2 separate regions of the Mus musculus genome follow, and region 1 is linked to region 2. The links are chromatin loops, found by intact Hi-C in ENCODE. Cell type or tissue: heart. All regions are shown on one strand. Each heading gives the region's core, and the rest is flanking DNA. Links, peaks and the distances in the headings are about the cores only.

Region 1 (9,088 bases), core at 1,375-6,374, 220 kb before region 2:
AGGAGCTGGGCCTGGCAGAGCACCAACTTCGCTTCACCTGTCGTGTGCACCTGCAGGACACACGCAAAGAACAAGAAACAGCTTTACGTGTGTACAGCCATCTCAAGAGGTGCGCCCTGGCCTTTTCCTACCCTCAACAAGCAGGGTGAGGCAGGGGTCTAACTATGCCTCTCCTTAGCACCCTCAAGGACCACTGTGTACAGCATCTCCCCGATGGCTCTGTGACTGTGGAGTCCATTCTAATCCAGGCTGCCGCCCATTCGGAGGACCCTGGTACCAAGGTGCTATTGGTCTCCTGGACTTACCAGGTAAGGAGCATGGGCATCACTATTACTCCTGTAGGCCTCACTTCCTTGGAATTGTGTTGTTTGCAGTGTTTAACTGTGGCTCCCTTCCTTACAGGATGAAGAGCTGGGAAGCTTCCTCACAACATTGCTCAAAAATGGCCTTCCTCAGGCTCCCAGCTGACATGTATCCACCAGGAATCCACTGCTCTTGTCTCTTGCTGTTCTCCCAGCAGGACCAGGGCTTCGGCCGAGAGGCGGGTGCCCTGAGTAAATGGGAGACCATGACTGGATTACAGACCCCGTTCTAGGGATAAGATCAGAGTCATAGGCTGGCTAAAGTAATAAACAGACCTTTTTGTTCTCTATGTCTTTTATTCCTACTCTCTGCCCCAAGAAAACAGGGTTCCCAGAAAAATGGGGTTTTTACAGCTTTTGACTGCCTGGTACCCCATGTTGTTCCCTTTAGTGACAAAGGGATGTCCAGGGTAGAGAGCCCGGGGAAGTGGTAGCTGCTGGAAGGTAGGCAGGACTGCCAGAGCCCTACATAGCTGTAGATTAATCTCTGCCGAGCACAATAAATGTTGTACAATCTCCACTTCATCTCCACTGTGTACCGTCATCTAGTTTCCACACCGCGGACACCATAGGGTTCAGGATGTAGGACCTATGGATAGACTCTAGGTCAAAATAGAACTCTTACAGAGACCCCACTTATCCCCAAAATCTGACCCAGTGGACCACTTACTCCACGCACCCTGGGGAATCGCTGATTCGATCCCTTAGTCCTCCCCCCCACTGTCATTGGCTTCCCCACTAGGTGCTTGGGTACTCATCTAGTACAATGTGGGCTTTGACTGCATCCAAAAGTCCCCTCCCTGAGCGACAACCCAGCTTTGGGAAAGATTCTTTCCAATCCCATCCCCTCTTACCAAAGTTGTCATACAGCACTGACTTCAAGAACAGGCCACGGGCTGGAGCAACTCGAGCCTGATACTTGCCCAAGGGATCTTGACTCTCCAGAATCACTTTCACTTGTGTGGGTGCCAGGATCCCTAGCCCCACAGCCACCAACACAGCTGTCATCCTCCGCACCTGCAGCAGAGAGCTCAGGTTGTCACAGGTGTGTCTACCCGAGCCCATCCTGTGAGGGTTAAGACAGCCTACCTGTCTATAAAGGAAAGACTGGCTCTCAAACTCCAAGGTCCAGAACTGCAGCCTCCTAGGAACACAGACAGCTTTGAGGTCCAAGCTAAGGGCAGGCTCAGCCAACCTAGCTCACCATGTGGCTTCAGACAAGACAACGATTTATATACTGGTTTAAAGGCTTCCATCCAGGGTGGGTTCTTGCCTAGTTGACCACCAGTTCCAGAGGGTGAGCGAGTTTTGCATGACTTACTCGACTCTACATATACCATGAAAGGAAACAATTATATAACAGAGCATTGGTTAGTTTGTGCACGGGAAATAGCGATTGCTTTGGGCCTTCATGTTTTGGGGCTAAAGTATTTGTGCTGAAGCAGGACATAGCCAGCCCACCTATCAAGATGGAACCTAGGCCATGTGCTCTTGTGCCTGGTCACACCAAAGCCCCTTTACCAAACCCTTGGAGCTGGTTCCAGATGTTATGTTCTCAAGGTGAGCGGCTGATTCCTGGTGTTTGAAGCAGAGAACTTAACGTAGTCTGTCAAAGTGGAATGGAACTATTCGCTCTAGTGAAATCTTTTCAGAGACTGCCAGAACTTACCTGCTATAAAGAGCTATGGGTCTGGCAGGGCCCTCAGAAAGGCAACATTTTCCACCCTGTGCTCCCCAGGCTGGCAGAGACCCCACCCAACAGGAAGAAGACACAAGTTTCTGGCTCACCTTCTTACACCCTCTAGGCCCAATGGATGTGCAATATACCCATTTAGCATCATCTCACTTTTATTGAGGTATTATGAGTAATGACCCTGGTGGCCTCTAGTCCTGGCATAGTGAAAGGCTAGTCGTCTCACCTGCTCCCCTCGGGGAGGACAAATGGGCTGGCTGGACCAGGTGACACTGAGACTCTTCGAAGTGTGCGTACAGTATTTGTGACTGGGCTGCCAGCAGACTGGAAGGCACTAAAATCATGTGTCCCGAGGAGGTGCTGGGCAGCCTCCTGCATGGCCGCCATATCCAGGTACCTGCAGAGCCAAATGAGCATTATTGAGGAGAGCCCAGGCAGATGGATGGTGAGCCATTTTCTTCCCATTCTTAGCTCACTCACTCTGTCTGCAGAGCCCAGCATACATTTTGTTCAAACACAGGCAGTTGATTAGGCCAGGAGCAGCCTGTGGCCAGACGATATTGGTAGGTCCTGGAGGTGGCTGCGTGTCGAGCGTGGAAGTCGTTGGGCACTCGGAAGGCCTTCAGTACACTGTGGCAAGCAGATCTGGCTCATCCCAGGAATGAGTATGCCCAACTGTCCACACAGCACTATGGAAATCTCTGCCTCCCACCACAGTGGGGTGCAATGGTAAAAGACAAAAAAAAAAGCCCAGAACCATACCAAAACCCCGGGCTCACCGAATGGCCGGGTGCTTCAGGTGGGTGTTGAGGGCCTTGGCCACGACCTCCGGGGAGAAAGGCGACTGCCCTGGGCGGCGCTGGATGTCCAGGTGCGCCGCGTTGCTCAGGGCATGCACCCCGGCATCGGTGCGGCTAGAGATGGTGAACCTGACCGGGTCGACAGAGTTCAGCCGCTTGGCAGCCTCCTGCGGGAACCGTACAGGCGGCTGCCACATCGATGGCCGGAGTCCGTGGAATAGGAGGAGGAGAGTGGGTAGGGGTTGGAGCTGCCGACTGCTTCTTCCTCCCCAAACCGGTCCTCACCTCCAGGAAGTTCAGCACCCCAACAGCGCGCGGATTGCCCCTCACGGCCGCAACCCCACTGCGGAGAGAAACAGGAAGGAATTATCTGCGGTGTCTGTGGACGCTGTCCCGCCAGGGGTCTCGGCGCCCAGGCGCGTGGGTTCGGTGCAGGCCACTGTGTTCCTCGGCTCCTAAAATCCCGCATCCCGAGACCGATCGCGCCCGTCCTGGTCACCTCGCGGACTTCCCGCGAGGCCGAGTGGAGAACGCGGGGGTAACAGCGGGAAAACGTACTTGAAGTCAGTGCCCAAGTACTGCAAGAACACAAGGTAGCGCGCACGCACCGAGCCCACCGCCCCGCAGGAGCCCATATTTGAGCGGGCGGGGCGCTTGCACGTGGCCCGCGGTCGACCCAGCCCAGCAGGGACGGCGCCTGCGCACTGACTCGGTCCGCCCCGCCTGAATGGAGAGGCGGGGGCGGAGCCAAGCTTAGGGATCGGGTGCAAAGTGCGGTCCTCTAGAGCCGGCTATGTTTCCTGTCCTCGGCCTCACAGGGGCGCGATGATGGGTCGCTTCCGCACAAGCGACCTTAATTCGTTCACTCCCGATCTCCCCGCCGCCGTCGCGGAGTGTGTCCGTCGGCAGCATTCCAGCCGAGTTCACCACCGCCGTGATGCCTGAAGTGGGCGAGCCGTGCCCTTCCCTGTCCCGCGACCGAGCCAAACCACTCCGAAGCCCAACCGCCGAGGCCGGCCCAGCTCCCAGACCGTGGTGACCGAGGACAGAGCGCAGCGACAGGCGAGGGGATGCAGCGGCGCTTTTAGCGACGCTCCCCGGAGGTGACAGCGGGTGGCGCAGGCAGAGGCTGACTTTGGCGACGCTCCCCAGCGGTGACAGGCGGGGCGGGGCCGCGGCGCGCCGGGCTCAGACCGAGGCGGGCAGGCGGGCGGGCGGGCGCGGAGCGCAGCTCGGCGCGGGCGCCACAGACGGTCCACGGGCCGGGGATGCCGCTCGACGCGCCTTGGTCCTCCGCACAGTGAGCACCGCTCGCCGCAGCCATGACGGTAGAGTTCGAGGAATGCATCAAGGACTCGCCGCGCTTCAGGTGTGCTGCGGGCCCGGGGTAGGGCGCGGGCGGGGATGGGGAGCCGCCTTTGTGCCGGAGGCGGGCAAGGGGTGTCCAGCGTGGTGACCGCTCCGAGTCCACCTGGACGGAGCAGAAGACCTGGCACGGACAAACCGGCGGGAGCCGGAGTCGCGGTCCCCTAGCTGCGCAGCTCCGCCTCCGGCCTCGGGGGACCGGAACAAAAGACGCCCCTGTGCTGATCACCTCGCGCGCGGGGGTGAGTGTGCAGACCGCCTTGGGCAGCTGTGTGTCACTGGGCATTTGCGTCCAGTGCCATCTCTAGAACTGTCCACCCTTCTTTGTGTGTATGCTCTGGTGTGCCACAAGTACTGGGCTCCTCCTTGGCCCTGTAGTCCAATTCTGGCTAGGATTGTCTGGCACCCTGCTTGGTCTCTATCTTGATCCGTATGTCCAGAGCAGTGTATGGGTGCAACCAGCCGGAGCCATCAGGGCCTGAGATAGACACCTTGGTGAGAGTTAACGGATGTATGAGTGACCCAGGAGCCTGAAGGGGTAGAGGCTGTAAGGATGAGGAAGTCGTGTTTAGGTGGAAGGGTATGGGCCTTATTCACCTATGGGTTTGTTTCTTTTATTGTTCCTGGAATACAGTCGTGCACATCTGTGTGAACCACATGGCCACACAGATATACATCTGTTTCATTGAGTGGCATTTGGCAGACAGTAATGGAGTACCTCCTGTGTGTCATTTGAAATTTCGGACCTTCGTGAGGTGTCCCACCTCTGTATGTGCACACACACACACACACACACACACACACACACACACGGGGGGGGGGGGAGCATGTTCTGCCACTCTGCTCTCCTTGGTGCACATGAATGTGTGGGTGAGCTGTGATACGGAGTTGGTGTGCTTGATGCATGCACATAGCCTAGTGTGGATGGACACGTGTGTACATGTGCTACATCTCTGTGGATTCGTGAACCGTGTTTGCCATGCTACTAGACACATGTTAACGTATGCAGGTGTGTGTTTTAGTGTGCACTGTATCCCTGGAACACATGTCTGCATGCCCTGTGCTAATACATGTATGCATGTTTATGTATAAGCATGTATCATGCCTTTGCTCGTGTGAGCTTGACCACATATGTACATGAGTGCTGGGTTTCTGAGGGCCTACCTCAGCAGTCCAGCTCTTTGCAAAACCACCTTGCAAGAGAGTCAGCCAGAAACACCTTGGAGCGTTAGAGTTTGCCAAGAGTGTCCACTGACTATAGGCAGGGGGCTTAAGGCAGTCAACTATGCTTTCCTGTTTTCTATTGAGAGGAGTGGTCTGAGAGCCTCTGATACCCCACAGTTCTGCATCCATTTGGTAGGAGTCTTAGCCAAGGTCTCAGTGCATGGAACTGGGCCCCAGTTGAAGCGCTCTCATTTTTGCCCTTACCCCTTTCTGCAAAGCCCTGGCTCTACCCTGCCTTGTACAGGGTTTTGGGCCTAAGCAGAAATCCACTCACCTCTAGGCCTTCTTTGCCACAGCCAGCCAGTTGGACTTGTGGGGCTGCAGTAGGTGTGGCAGGTACCTAGGCTTAACATCATTTCTTTTGATGGAGGAGGGGAATGCTGGGGATGACTCTCCGGACATTGGTCTTGGGGTGATGGAACCTGGCTTGGTGGTGTGGGGTGGGCTGTGACTGGATGAGTTCGAAGAGTACCTTGTCTACTCTAAGGTTTTACTGAAGTTATAACTTGATCTTTGTGGCCAAGAACCTTTAGGTGAGGCAGGGTGGGGCTGTCTGAAGGATGTGGAAGTGAGGTGGAGCCTAGACCCAAACCTAGAAACGTTGGTAGTTTTGCTTTGGGACTCTTGGCCTAGAATAAGGGCTTGTGACAGCCTTAGGAATGTCTCATAGTCCCTGAAGCTGTGGGTGGGGGTGCAGGGGAGCCCCGGAAGAGAAGCCGGCCCAGCCTTGGCTGCAAGCCCTTCCCTGGGTGGGGCTTCAAGCGCTGAGTCATGGCTTTGGTGAGGGGGCTCCTCCCCAACCTCCAAGCTGCTGAGGAAGTCCCTGGCTGGCAAAAAATAGGCATGGGGCAGGAGGGGATGCCTCAGGTCCTTGGCTGAGGAAGGGAGTGCTGAGAGACTCCCGGGACAGAATGCTGGCCCCCTTGAGCTTGTACTAACTGCCCACTATGTTCCCCTGTCCCCGTGAATACAAATGCCAGCTCCTGCTGCAGCCCCTCCCAGTTTCTGGCTCCCTGGCCAGCTGCAGCTCTCCATGCAGCTGTCTGGGCTGTCAGGCCTGCTTGGGGAGCACTGAATTGGTCTCTCCTAGGCAGATAGTTACATCTGTGTTCTGGAACTTCTGGCTCGCGTAGTGGCCAGAATCCTGGAACAGAGCCTCCTGTGGTAGCCTGTGTTAGGCTTAGATAAAGGACTTTTTTTTCCCCCCCCCACCAAGCCGGACAGGCTGTGCAGCATCCATCAAAGGCATGGCTGCCAATGGTTCACTCGGATGCTGCAGCTCTGTCCCTGTCCCTCTGAGCTTTAGGAATCACGGTGCCTAAGCCCTTACGAAGGGATGAGGCTGATGGCCGGGATCTTCGAGGGTCCGTGGCTAGGGCAGCCTGGCCATTTCAGCCCAGGTTCTAAATGAAACCGTGTTTCAGCCCCTATGCTTCTCATGCCCCTTACCCAGGAGAAACTCCACAACAGGTCTTTCTCCTTTCCTTTCTAAAGAGTAGGGCAGAAAGGGCTAAGGAGCTGCTAGAACTAATTCCCCTCTGACACCCAACCTCCAGCCCGTGTAAGTCTTGTTCCTAGAGGTCTGTCTAAACCTTCGGCCTATTTTGTTCCCAAGGTACCCCTTCCCTTGTAGGCCAGATGGGCCTAGCTCACCAGCTGAGCTGGTTGAATGAGGTGGGGGGCTGCTGGGAGTCTGCCCTGATTTCCTGATTTCCTGTTCCCAACTTGGAGTTGGGGGGTGCAGTCACGTGCCCGATCCATCTGCCTTTGGCTTCCGGGATTCTCCCAGGCTTCTCTTGGTGATGTCATCATTAACTCCTCCCTCCCCAGGGCATCTTCTTTATCAGCCTGGATTGGTGAGAATGAGCTCCAAGGAGACCCGATGATCCATCTCTTCTTCTGACTGAGCTGAGCTGTATGGAGCCTTGAGGTTGAGGGAGGTGGAGTTTGAGGTCCCTTAGCTGATGGTTCATAACCAACTGTTTTAGGGTCATCTAGCTGCAGGCCAAATTGGCCTGTAGTTGAAGCAAAGAAGTAAGGGACCAGGCTCTTTTCAGTGAGAAGGGACCTGTCCAGATGGAGTCAAAGCTCAACTCTGAGCCCCAGAGAAGACTATCATGGGCACCAACACCACATCATGAGACTTCAGCATTATTGTGCTTAGGAAATAAGGACATGTTAACCCTTGGCTCATGGGGCATAGCTATACTGTAGTGTGTATGTATGTGATATCATGGGATAGCCCATGTGGCAAGACTGGGTGGCTTCAGCCTGCTCTGGGTAGCTCCAAAGTGCTGGACCTGGGTCCCAGTTATGTCCATCGGGCAGGGAGGGTGTTTATCGCTCTCAGCCCCAGTTTCCTGGAGCCCCATTCTGGCAACAAAACCCCTGGGGGGATGCAACAGGAAATGAAACTCCAAGTGATCTAACCACCCAATTCTTGTTGCAGGGCAACTATTGATGAGGTAGAAACAGATGTGGTTGAGATCGAGGCTAAACTGGACAAGGTAAGAGACAGAGCTGGTGGTACATAGAGTGCCCAACACTACTGTGCGCACTCCAAGCCCAGCCTGGGACTATGGGATGACTCCAGGTATAGCTGCCTGTGTCTGAGATGCCTATTGGTTGGGAAATAGCTGCTGTGTTTGCTGTGCCTAGTGTGACGGGGAGGGGAACACCAATCTCTCCTTCTAGATGATCCTCTGAATACCATTTAGGTGATAGAGTCTGTCCCTAGCCCTGAACTGAAAAGGGGCAGCTATGTCTGGATGTTAATGGGCCTGAGTTAAATTCTGGCTGCCCCCGACTGAAAGTGTATCCTCTCTGGCCTGGCCTTGTGGCGGATCTGCGTTACCAGCTTGGAGAAAGTCAGGCCCTCATTTTGCCCACTCTGTCCCACTTGTAGCTGGTCAAACTGTGCAGTGGTATGATTGAAGCCGGCAAAGCCTACGTCACCACCAACAGGCTCTTTGTGAGCGGTGTCCGAGACCTGTCTCAGCAGTGCCAGGGCGACACCGTCATCTCGGTGAGGCACCAGTATGGTGTGGTGGGGGAAGGGAGAAAGCCCCCTAAGGGGTGTCTAGATCATGAGCATTGGGTGGTCTGCGCTCTTCTTCAATACATCTAACCCCAACCTGTGGGCAGAGAGGAGTCTTTGGGGACTTGAAGGAGACACTACCTACGTGGTCACCCCAGTGTGATCTCCCCCTTACTTTTCTTAAGGAATGTCTGCAGAGGTTTGGAGACAGCCTACAGGAGATGGTCAACTATCACACGGTGAGCCCCATGGGGCACGTGGGGTTTCCACTTCTATCTGAAAATATGCCATGTATCTCAAGGGCTCTGCCTAGACAAGAGTAAAGCTGACTGGTTCTTAGGTAGCGTGGCCATGAGTGAGAAAAGCTGTGTTCTGCTCTTTAACCTAGAGTCATGGGAGCAACCCCAAGTCTATGAATCAGTGTGAGGGATGTTTTGCAGGGGGCTACCATGTCCCCAGCTGTGACCAGACTATGTCCTAAGGCAGAAGGGGCAGTGCACAGCTTTGACCTGAAGTCAGCAGTGTCTCAGGGTGAAGAAGCCTTGTTGGGCAGAGCTTTCCATCCTAGGACAACTTATTTCTGGACGTCAGCGTCACTGCTATCCAG
Region 2 (9,088 bases), core at 2,367-7,366:
GGTGTTAGAGGAGTTGAGAGTTCTACATCTTGTTCTGAAGGCAAACAGAAGGCTGGCTTCCAGGAAGCTAAGAGGAAGGCCTTGGAGTGGTTTGCAGTCCAAAGTTAATTGAAAATCTTCTGGGACAGATATAGACTAGGGATAGATCTTAAAGTTAAGGTGTTTAGAGGAAAATCTTTATCTTGGGTGTTCACGTAAAACTTCCAGCCTCCCCCCCCCCAAAAAAAAAACCTTCCAGGCGTATGGTCATGGTAGTTGAGGGAGGTGAGAAATACCAAGGCAAGCATAGAGAGACAGCGAGGAGGGACCCTACCTTCAGGAATAGGCAGTAGGCAGCATAGGCTGTTGATTGACAGGAGTTCTTAATTGGAGTCCATTTGACCCGTGACAGGTGGATCAAAGTCTCATGACTCCCTAAAGCTTACAAGATTTCTTTTCTATCGAGAATATTTTTTATTATACAGGTTATCACACACAACAATTATTTAAGGAGCGCGGACAGGCTTAGAGGTCCAATCCCAATCCACATTTCACCCACACAAACTAAACTCCATACTCTTCCAGTTCAGCCCGCAGAAATGAGACGCATATTGCTTCCTAAACAGCTCCAATCAAATAATACTTGACCAGCCAAGAGAGAAAAACCCAGCTTCATCTTCAGGCCCAATACCCTGTGTGCACTCGCATAAAAGCTAGAGGGCTACACGACCCATCACCATTAAAAGGTAATTTTAAAATCGAATCCCATTTCTCAAAAAGTCATAAGAAGTATTTACAGATCCCATTAAATTATGCATAAATAAAATCTGTACACTCAACAGTTTCTCAGCACGGAGCCTCCTCGGGGACTTAGGGATGGCAGGTGCCGCTGTGTGCCTACCCTCTTCAAGTTTTGTGGAAAAAAAAAATCAAGATCTGAAATAAATATGCGAATAAAACTTCTCTACCTTAAAGGATCAGATCACTTAAAAATCCTATTATCTAAAGAATTCTAAACTTTCAATATTTTTTTTTTTAAAAGAGGAAGGAAACAGGAAAGAAACAGCAGGCTTTGCTTTCAAGTTCCTTAAAAACAGGGGACCCCTTTTTTGAATGAGTAGCTGGAAGCCTGTCACATACCACTGGTAAGTAGCTGCCTGCTAAGAGCATCTCTGACTTCTGCCTCCTACCAGAAGGTGTGATTGACAAGGTGGTGGGGAAAACTAGATAAATACTATTTTTTTTTTTGGATAAATATTTTAGTGGACATAAAAGCCAGCTATTACCTTAACACTGAAAAAGAAATAAGTTATGATTGATTGATCCCTTTATCTGAGGACTCCCACGCACCTGCTGCGTCAAGCAGCTAAGCGTGGAGTTTCTTGTCTGCCCAGGGAGTTCTTACAAAGGGTTCTAAACTCATAGCACCTTTCAAGAGAAGGAACGGGGGCTGGTGAGATGGCTCAGTGGGTTAGAGCACCCGACTGCTCTTCCGATGGTCCAGAGTTCAAATCCCAGCAACCACATGGTGGCTCACAACCATCCGTAACAAGATCTGACTCCCTCTTCTGGAGTGTCTGAAGACAGCTACAGTGTACTTACATATAATAAATAAATAAATCTTTAAAAAAAAAAAAAAAAAAAAAAAAGAGAAGGAACGGATTTAAAAACAAAAAAACAAAAAATCAAAAAAAAAAAAAAACCCACACATGTTTAATGAATAAAAGAACCAAACCAAGTGGCTTCGGGATAGCATGTCCAGGGTTAAATGGAAAACTCACAAAGACTCCAAGAGGGCGGCGTGGCCGGGGCAGGTGGTAACTGCTTCGCTGCTGCTGCTCTGGACACTTCCCGGGCTGCCCCAGTGGAGGGGGCCTGGGTCCTCTCCTTCTGCTCTCTGGCCTCCGTGCAGCCAAAGATTTTTTTAAAAAATATTTTTAAAGATTCATTTATTTGTTATATGTAAGTACACTGTAGCTGTCTTCAGACATTCCAGAAGAGGGAGTCAGATCTTTTTAAGGATAGTTGTGAGCCACCATGTGGTTGCTGGGATTTGAACTTCAAACCTTCGGAAGAGCAGTCGAGTGCTCTTACCCACTGAGCCATCTCACCAGCCCCAAAGATTTTTTTTTTTAAGAGATAAAATTTTTAGACACATTAGCATTACCACTATTGTAATCTGTACTGAAATCCACATTGTAGAAAGAAAAACAAAACAAAACAAAACAACAACAACAGATTCATGCCTTCAAGTCACAGCAAAAGCTATAGCTCAGAATTAAAAGCGTGAACACTCTTTCATCTGTTCAGAGAGCTGGATGTATAGATTGGACAAAGATGCTTTCAGCATGGTAAGCTTATTTTTTTCCCTTGGGACAGAGTTTCTCTGTATAATAACCCTGCCTGTCCTGGAACTTGCTTTGTAGACCAGGCTGGTCTCGAACTAAGAGATACTCCTGCCCCTGCTTTCCTGACTGCTGGCCGATAAAGAAGCAATCTTAAGTCTATACTCAGATGACCAAGGAAACTTAAAATCTTGTGCTCTTGACTATAACTGGATTAGACAGCGCTTTGCAAGAGTTAGAGTGGTGAATTCTGTGTATAGGGATTTGAGGTTCAGAAAACCTTAAGGCTACCCTTACCCTCCAAGGCCAAATAAACCTACTGACTACAGTAATATTACAAAATGGGCTGGGGATAGGTCTGCTATCAGCTCCACGGAGATGGCAACCCTGGGCCCAACGCAGGGAAAAGGGGGTGGAAAACCCACAAATCCCCAAGCGGGAAAAAACTACCAATCCCTGAACTTCACACACACACACACACACACACACACACACACACACACACACACACACACACCCCACTAACCCCTGAGCATGAAAGTCTACCAATCTTTGAGATTCCCAAGCTCAGGACTTGAAATCCTCACTCTGGTCATCTCTGCCCTGAGAAGCTCCGCCCTCTCAAAAATTCTTATTTTCACTGCCCTGTGCCCATTTCCCTGATGTTCACTCCTGGGAGCAGAGGGCATCTGTCCCTGGATTTGTCCCTCTTCCTGGATTCTTCCCTTGAATAAATAGCCTTTGTGAGATTCACTGCCTGGAGTTACTCTGTCATTGGAAGAAGCCAAGAAAAGAAGCTAAGAAGTTGAGGGTCCTGAGCTCCTCAGCTCAGTTGGGGATCCCTCCCCTGGGAGCTGCAATGCGAGGAGGCTTCCTCTCAGAGCTGTGTGGTTCTTGGGTTCCTGAGCCCGCAGACACCTTTCCATCCTAGCAGAAGCATTTATAGTGAAAGAAGAGGTGCTAGTGTCCTGCGTATGACTCTTCCCTCATACTCACTGCCTACCAACGCTCCGTGGATGTCAAGTCTCTGATGAACACACACACACAACCCTTTCAAAGTCATCTGTCTTTTCCTAATACTTGCCAGAAATACTAGAGGTCCTGGGGGTAGCCCAGAGGAAGTACAAAAAAAGCAACACAGACAGAAATCCTGTCTGTCCTGATGTCACTAATTTAGGAAGAATCTCGTCCATTTTACCACAGTCCCCCCCCCACACCCCCCCCCCCCCCCCCGTGCTGCTGTAGTCACTGCGGCTGGCCAAGAAAGACCACAGCTTTATTCTTAGATCCACTGGGCCTTAGGGTAGAATTCCAGAGAGGAGTAAATCGCGGTGGTGCAAAGAATGCTGAGTTGTCTGACCAGCTCTACCAGATCAGAGAAACTGAGGTCATGAGGAAGTGAGGAAGGCCTAGCAGAGAGCAGGGTGAAAAAAACAGGACCAAGCCTGACAGATACTCTCTAATCTTTGTTCAAAACAGAGCCCTGGTGCACACAGTTTTGCTCTTTTCCAGGGGCGGTCTAGTGGTTCTACCTCACTTCAGAGAAGATGTAAGCTTTCAAAAAGTACAGTGCCAGGGCTGGTGAGATGGCTCAGTGGGTAAGAGCACTGACTGCTCTTCTGAAAGTCCTGAGTTCAAATCCCAGCAACCACATGGTGACTCACAATCATCCATAATGAGAACTGACGCCCTCTTCTGGGGTGTCTGAGGACAGCTACAGTGTACTTACATATAATAATAAATAAATCTTTAAAAAAAAAAAAAGTACAGTGCCTCCTCCTTGTGTTACTGTGGGGCGTCCATGGAGTTTTAGCTTCTGTGAAGAAGCCTAAGTACCCGAGGCCTCCAAAGTGAGAGGCCGGGGCGATCAGGCAGCCCAGAGACAAGACTCCTCCTAAGCATTCCACTTGGTGACCCCAGAGGCACCATGCTCGGCTTAAGAGTGGGTGTGGCTTCCCATTTGGGAGGAACCAGAGTCCAGCTCCCTAAGCAGACACGCCAAAGATGTATTAGAAAGTCCCGATTTTTACAAAAGAATGAATTTGAACTTTGTCTTCATCTTGAAATGGGGCTAGCCAAATCACGAACTATAGCCAGTTAAATATTTCAAAGGCTACCATAGCCTTGATTGGCAGTTCTGATTCTTTTTTTTTTTTTTTTGAGACAGGGTTTCTCTATATAGCCCTGGCACTCACTTTGTAGACCAGGCTGGCCTCGAACTCAGAAATCCGCCTGTCTCTGCCTTCCAGTGCTGGGATTAAAGGCGTGCGCCCCGACACCCGGCTCCAGCTTTGAATTCTTTTGTGACCCTCTTGGAGCGAGGCGGACGTTACACTCCATAGCCTTGCTTAGAACCAAGGCCGGCCACCTAACAAGGACTACGATGATTGGCCGCCCCTAGAACTATTGGGGAATGTAGTCGTTTCCTTCCCTCCCTAGGCTCAAGTCCTCTTGGACTACATTTCCCAGTCAGCGCTGGGAACGCAAACCCGCTGCCAGGACGGAATCCTGGGTAAACGCACTTGGGCGAAGGGGCCGCTAGGAGTTGTAGTTTTTTTGCCCTCGCCACGGCCTGGGCGGGGGCGGGCCAGAGACTACAAATCCCAGAGACGCTCGCGGGGCGCGCGCAGGGCGGCCGGTACGAAAGGAGCTCGGCTGGCGAGTGGTGAGTGAGGGCCCTGCTCTGGCGGAGGTGGCGGCTGCAGCGACGCCGTAAAGGCCGCGGGTAGCGCAGACTCTGGGACTCTGAGACTAATGCAGGGCCTAGCGGGGCAGCGCCTCCCTCGCTGCCTGCCATCTTGTCAGTGAGGAGGCGGTACGGACGGAGCCGGGAGTGGAGCGTGGTGGATGGAGGGACGGGGAGGTTGCAGGGGACATGGACCGCGAGCTGCACGGAGGTGGAGGACGTGGGAGATGGGTTGGTGTCGTGAAGGGGGCGAGGTCCTCCCGCGGGATGTGCTCTTCTTGAGGACTTTGCCGTGAGAGCCACTATATCAGCGAGTTACACATCCTCCCGCGTTTCGGCGCATTAAATGTAAAGGTGTCGAACTTAGCCCAGTATTTTGTTTTTTTATTGTTTTGGGAAAGGGGTTGGCCATGTAACCCCTGCCGTTGTCTCGTAATCTTGTTGGGTTTTCTTAGTCTCACTGCAGTGTACAAAGAAGGCAAAACTGTTTTTTTTTGTTTGTTTGTTTGTTTGTTTTGTTTTGTTTTTAATTTGTGGGTTTGTGGTGCTGTGTGTGGCCGAGGTGGGGTGGGGGCAGGATTTGAATCTGGGGCTTTCTCACATTTTGCTTCTCCTCTACAATAAATCCCGCAAGAAAGTCATGGGTTGGCTTCACCAGGTTGAGCCAGGTTACAAACATAGTTTGGTAACTACGTTAAGAGCTAGACAATAATTTGAGTCCGTTTTTATTTTTAGAAGCTCGTAGAAGGAACTACAGATCTGAATTATGCAGATAGTTTCTTTCTCCACCCCCCCCCATCCCCCCTTCCTTTTCTTTCTTTTTTTGAGACAGGTTGGCCTGGAACTCATTCTGTAGACTAGGCTGGGATTAAAGGCATGTGGCCCCGTAACTCGGCTAATAGTTTCTTTTCTTGACTTCCATATCCTGGCCTTAATAATCTTCCCCAAAACAAAGCAAGCACATATCTTGATGAGTTTAACTCATCTTAGGTGAGCTCTTTTGTCCACTAGCAGCATCTGTCACAACCTTTCGGAACTGGCTTGCATTTGTTCATGTTAATTTGGATCTATAAGGTAACTCATTAAAAGAACATTGCTACCAGGCAATGGTGGCACACATTCCCAGCACCTCGGAGGCAGAGGCAGGCAAATCTCTTGAGTTCCAGGCTCCAGGATAGTGGGTAAGAACAGGTATTCAACAATGCTACTCCTTGTGTAGCTACCTAATGATGAGAATCTATCTCAAAAGAAAATCAGCTTGAAAGACATCATCTACTACATAGTTTGAGACCAGCCTGAAATACATAAGACTGCACACACATGCACAGTGGTCTGTAATCCCATGCTTGTAACCCTAGCACTTTGGGAGGCAGGGGCAGGAGTTGAAGACCAACCTGGTCTACATAGTGATGCAGTGAGTTCCAGGCAAGGTTGGCCTTCATAATGAGATCCTAATTCAAAAAAATAAAAAGGTGTGGCAAAGATAGCTCAGTTAAAAGTGCCTGCAGAACAAGTATGAGGATGAGTTTGTAGCCACAGTGCCCACATTAATGTGAGGAATGGAGTCAGATGGGTTCTTGAGCTCATTGATTGGTCAGCTGAGCCGCATCAATGAGCTCCCGGTTCAATGAAAGAGCCTGTCTCAAAAAATACAGTGGATGGGGACTGGGTAGATGGCTGAGGGTAAAATGCGTGTGTAAGCATGAGAGCCTGAATTCAGATTCCCAGTCCCTATTGAAAGAGCAGGTGGCGTACCTCCCTCATCCCAGTTTGAGTAGAAGGAAAACAAGCAACTCCTCAGGGCAGGCTGACCATCCAGCAAAGGTGATGAGGTCTGGGTTCAGTGAAAGATCCTATGACCCACCTCTAATTCCAGCACCAGAGAAGCAGAGGCAGGGGAATCGCTGTGAGTTCAAGGCCAGCTGGTCTTCACAGCTAGTTCTAGGACAGCCAGGATTATAGAGAGACCTGTCTCCAAAACAAACAAACAAACAAACAATGGTGGAGAGTGATAGAGGAAGACATGCATCTCCTGTCTCTGAGCACCACACGTGCCGTGGGAAAGTGAACCCATGCACACATGCACTACACAAAATAAGGTGGAGAGTAGTCACTGCTGACTTCTGGTGTACACACACTTCTAAACACGTGTATACACCACGCACAACAGGAAAGTATGTGTAGGACCCACATAGTGAAAGAAGAGAACTGCCTCTCACAAGTCGTCTTCTGACCTCCATGCATGTCTTAGCAGATGTGTAAATATGACATAAACAAATAATCAGAAACTTAAAAAGTACATTCAGAATGGCTGAACCAGTGACATGGCTCAGTGGATAAAGGGGTTTACAGCCAAGGCTGACAACCTGAATTTGATCTCTGAAATCCGCAGGGTAAAAGAAGAGAACTGACTGTTCTCTGATGGCCACATACATGCTATATAGCATGTGTCTGGTGGCATGTATGTGCATACTCATGCACACACAGAGCGAATAAGTACATGTTACAGAACTGCCATATCTAATTGGAAGATAACCCAATTAAAACACATAAAAGATGAGAAAAGACAGTTCAATAGGACACACGTGTGACTAATGTCATGAAAAGATGCCAACCGTTACTAGTCAGGGGGATGCTGATAACATAAGATACCACTAGGTGCCCGCCAGTACATCACCAGATATTGGTGAGGATGCAGCACCTTTGAGCCTTTCTGCTTCACTGGTGGGCAAGTAAAGAGGTACTAAAAGTGACAAATTAAACCTCTCTGATCCAACACACATTCCTTGGTATTTACCTATAAGAAATAGAAATAGAGGCTCACATAGTGTGTGCTCAAGGCCCTGTGATTTCCCAAGTGATACAATCAGATCAGGAGCCTGTTAGCAGGTGATAGGGAAAGGAAATGGAGTATAGCCTCATAGCAGTCACATGGTAGTGAACAGAACACGCATAACAAAGCACGCCTAAAGATGCTTGGTGCTGAATGGAAGGAGCCACTTAGACTGTATGTTCTATTTATATGAAATTATAGACTGCAGTGACAAGGTCAGCTTGGTTGCCTGGAGTTTAGGTTGAGGAAGCGGGGGTGGGGGTGGGGCTCATAGAAGGCTCCGATACTGATAGCTTTTTGCTGCAGTGGTGGCCTCATGGGTACACATTTTTTCAGAGCCCCCTGACTTGTCTATTTGAAGTAGATGTTGGTTATTGTGTGGAAATTATGTAACACGTGGCAGTGTTGATTAATGTTGGACTTTTTTTTTTTTTTTTTTTTTTAACTTGACCTAAGCTTAGGGATGCTCTTCTCAGAGAGAGGGTCTGTTTAACATCTGGAAGTTTTCCGCCAGGGCAGGTCTATGGGTGAACAAACCTTAAATTCACAGAAAGGTTGAAATATGATTACATCTTACAGTTGAGGGGCAGCCAGACTATGATATAAATATGTCTCTAAGAAGATTTCATACCTTAGAAAGAAGAGTTAAGTCAAGGACAGAATGTATTTTGAAACCCAGCATGCATTACTGAAACAAAACACATGTACTAATGAGTGCCAGAAAGGCTCCGGATAAGGCTTCAAAGATAACTCCTGCGGGCCTGAACACCACCTCTTGCCTCTTGCAGTGTGGTCATTGCCTTGACAGTCCTGGCTTAAATCCAGTATAAAGTGAATTACAGTACAAATTCCTACGTCCCCTGCTCAGAGGACTAGACCTATATCATCCCGAACCCCTAAGGGTCATGTGGACCCACATAATCCCTCAAGTGGGACTTCCCACTGCCCTAGGCCAGAGAGTTTAATTCCTCATTTTTAGCCTCAAACTGAAACTTCTCTGCATTCTCTTAGAATTCCTCTATCTAGGAAGCTCAGACTACTATTGTTCCAGAATTGGAAATGCCCAGCTTGCCTGCTCCTTCAATGCTTCGGGGGCCGCTGCTAAGTAAAAAGTCTTCATAGAGGTAATTATTATTATTATTATTATTATTATTATTATTATTATTATTATTAATTTTGAGACAAAATCTCATGGTGTCTCAGGTTGGTCTTGAATTTACTATATAGCTACCAAGTGTTTGGATT

Evidence for each region. Peaks named below come from ENCODE experiments on the same cell type or tissue, not always from the same donor. Only the 100,000 strongest peaks of a DNase experiment are listed, where the experiment ranks them.
Region 1: it touches region 2 in a loop (4-fold over the local background); 1 of 42 quality-filtered maps calls a loop at or near these places.

What each region holds. Positions count from the first base shown.
Region 1 is chr4:155,888,218-155,897,305 of GRCm38, forward strand. Pusl1 (pseudouridylate synthase-like 1) reads right to left here and starts at 3,545. Exons shown (of 8, transcript NM_001033490.1): 1 at 3,414-3,545; 2 at 3,141-3,198; 3 at 2,835-3,022; 4 at 2,536-2,685; 5 at 2,282-2,452; 6 at 1,452-1,506; 7 at 1,217-1,379; 8 at 640-951. The coding sequence starts at 3,490. The coding sequence ends at 938. Acap3 (ArfGAP with coiled-coil, ankyrin repeat and PH domains 3) reads left to right here and starts at 3,658. Exons shown (of 24, transcript NM_207223.1): 1 at 3,658-4,224; 2 at 7,894-7,951; 3 at 8,350-8,469; 4 at 8,667-8,720. The coding sequence starts at 4,178. It overlaps Ints11 (integrator complex subunit 11), which reads left to right. Exons shown (of 17, transcript NM_028020.3): 15 at 1-109; 16 at 179-308; 17 at 403-886. The coding sequence ends at 468. It overlaps LOC115489960 (a long non-coding RNA gene), which reads right to left and starts at 550. Exons shown (of 2, transcript XR_003955325.1): 1 at 306-550; 2 at 1-50. In heart, for the core only: a CTCF peak has its summit at 3,916; DNase peaks (open chromatin) are centred at 3,594, 4,004, 5,274 and 6,214; H3K4me3 peaks cover 4,448 bases; H3K27ac peaks cover 2,594 bases.
Region 2 is chr4:156,105,035-156,114,122 of GRCm38, forward strand. 9430015G10Rik (RIKEN cDNA 9430015G10 gene) reads left to right here and starts at 4,964. Exons shown (of 10, transcript NM_177205.1): 1 at 4,964-5,139; 2 at 8,855-8,967. In heart, for the core only: CTCF peaks have their summits at 4,022 (motif pointing left) and 4,875; DNase peaks (open chromatin) are centred at 4,257 and 4,827; H3K4me3 peaks cover 2,195 bases; H3K27ac peaks cover 1,977 bases.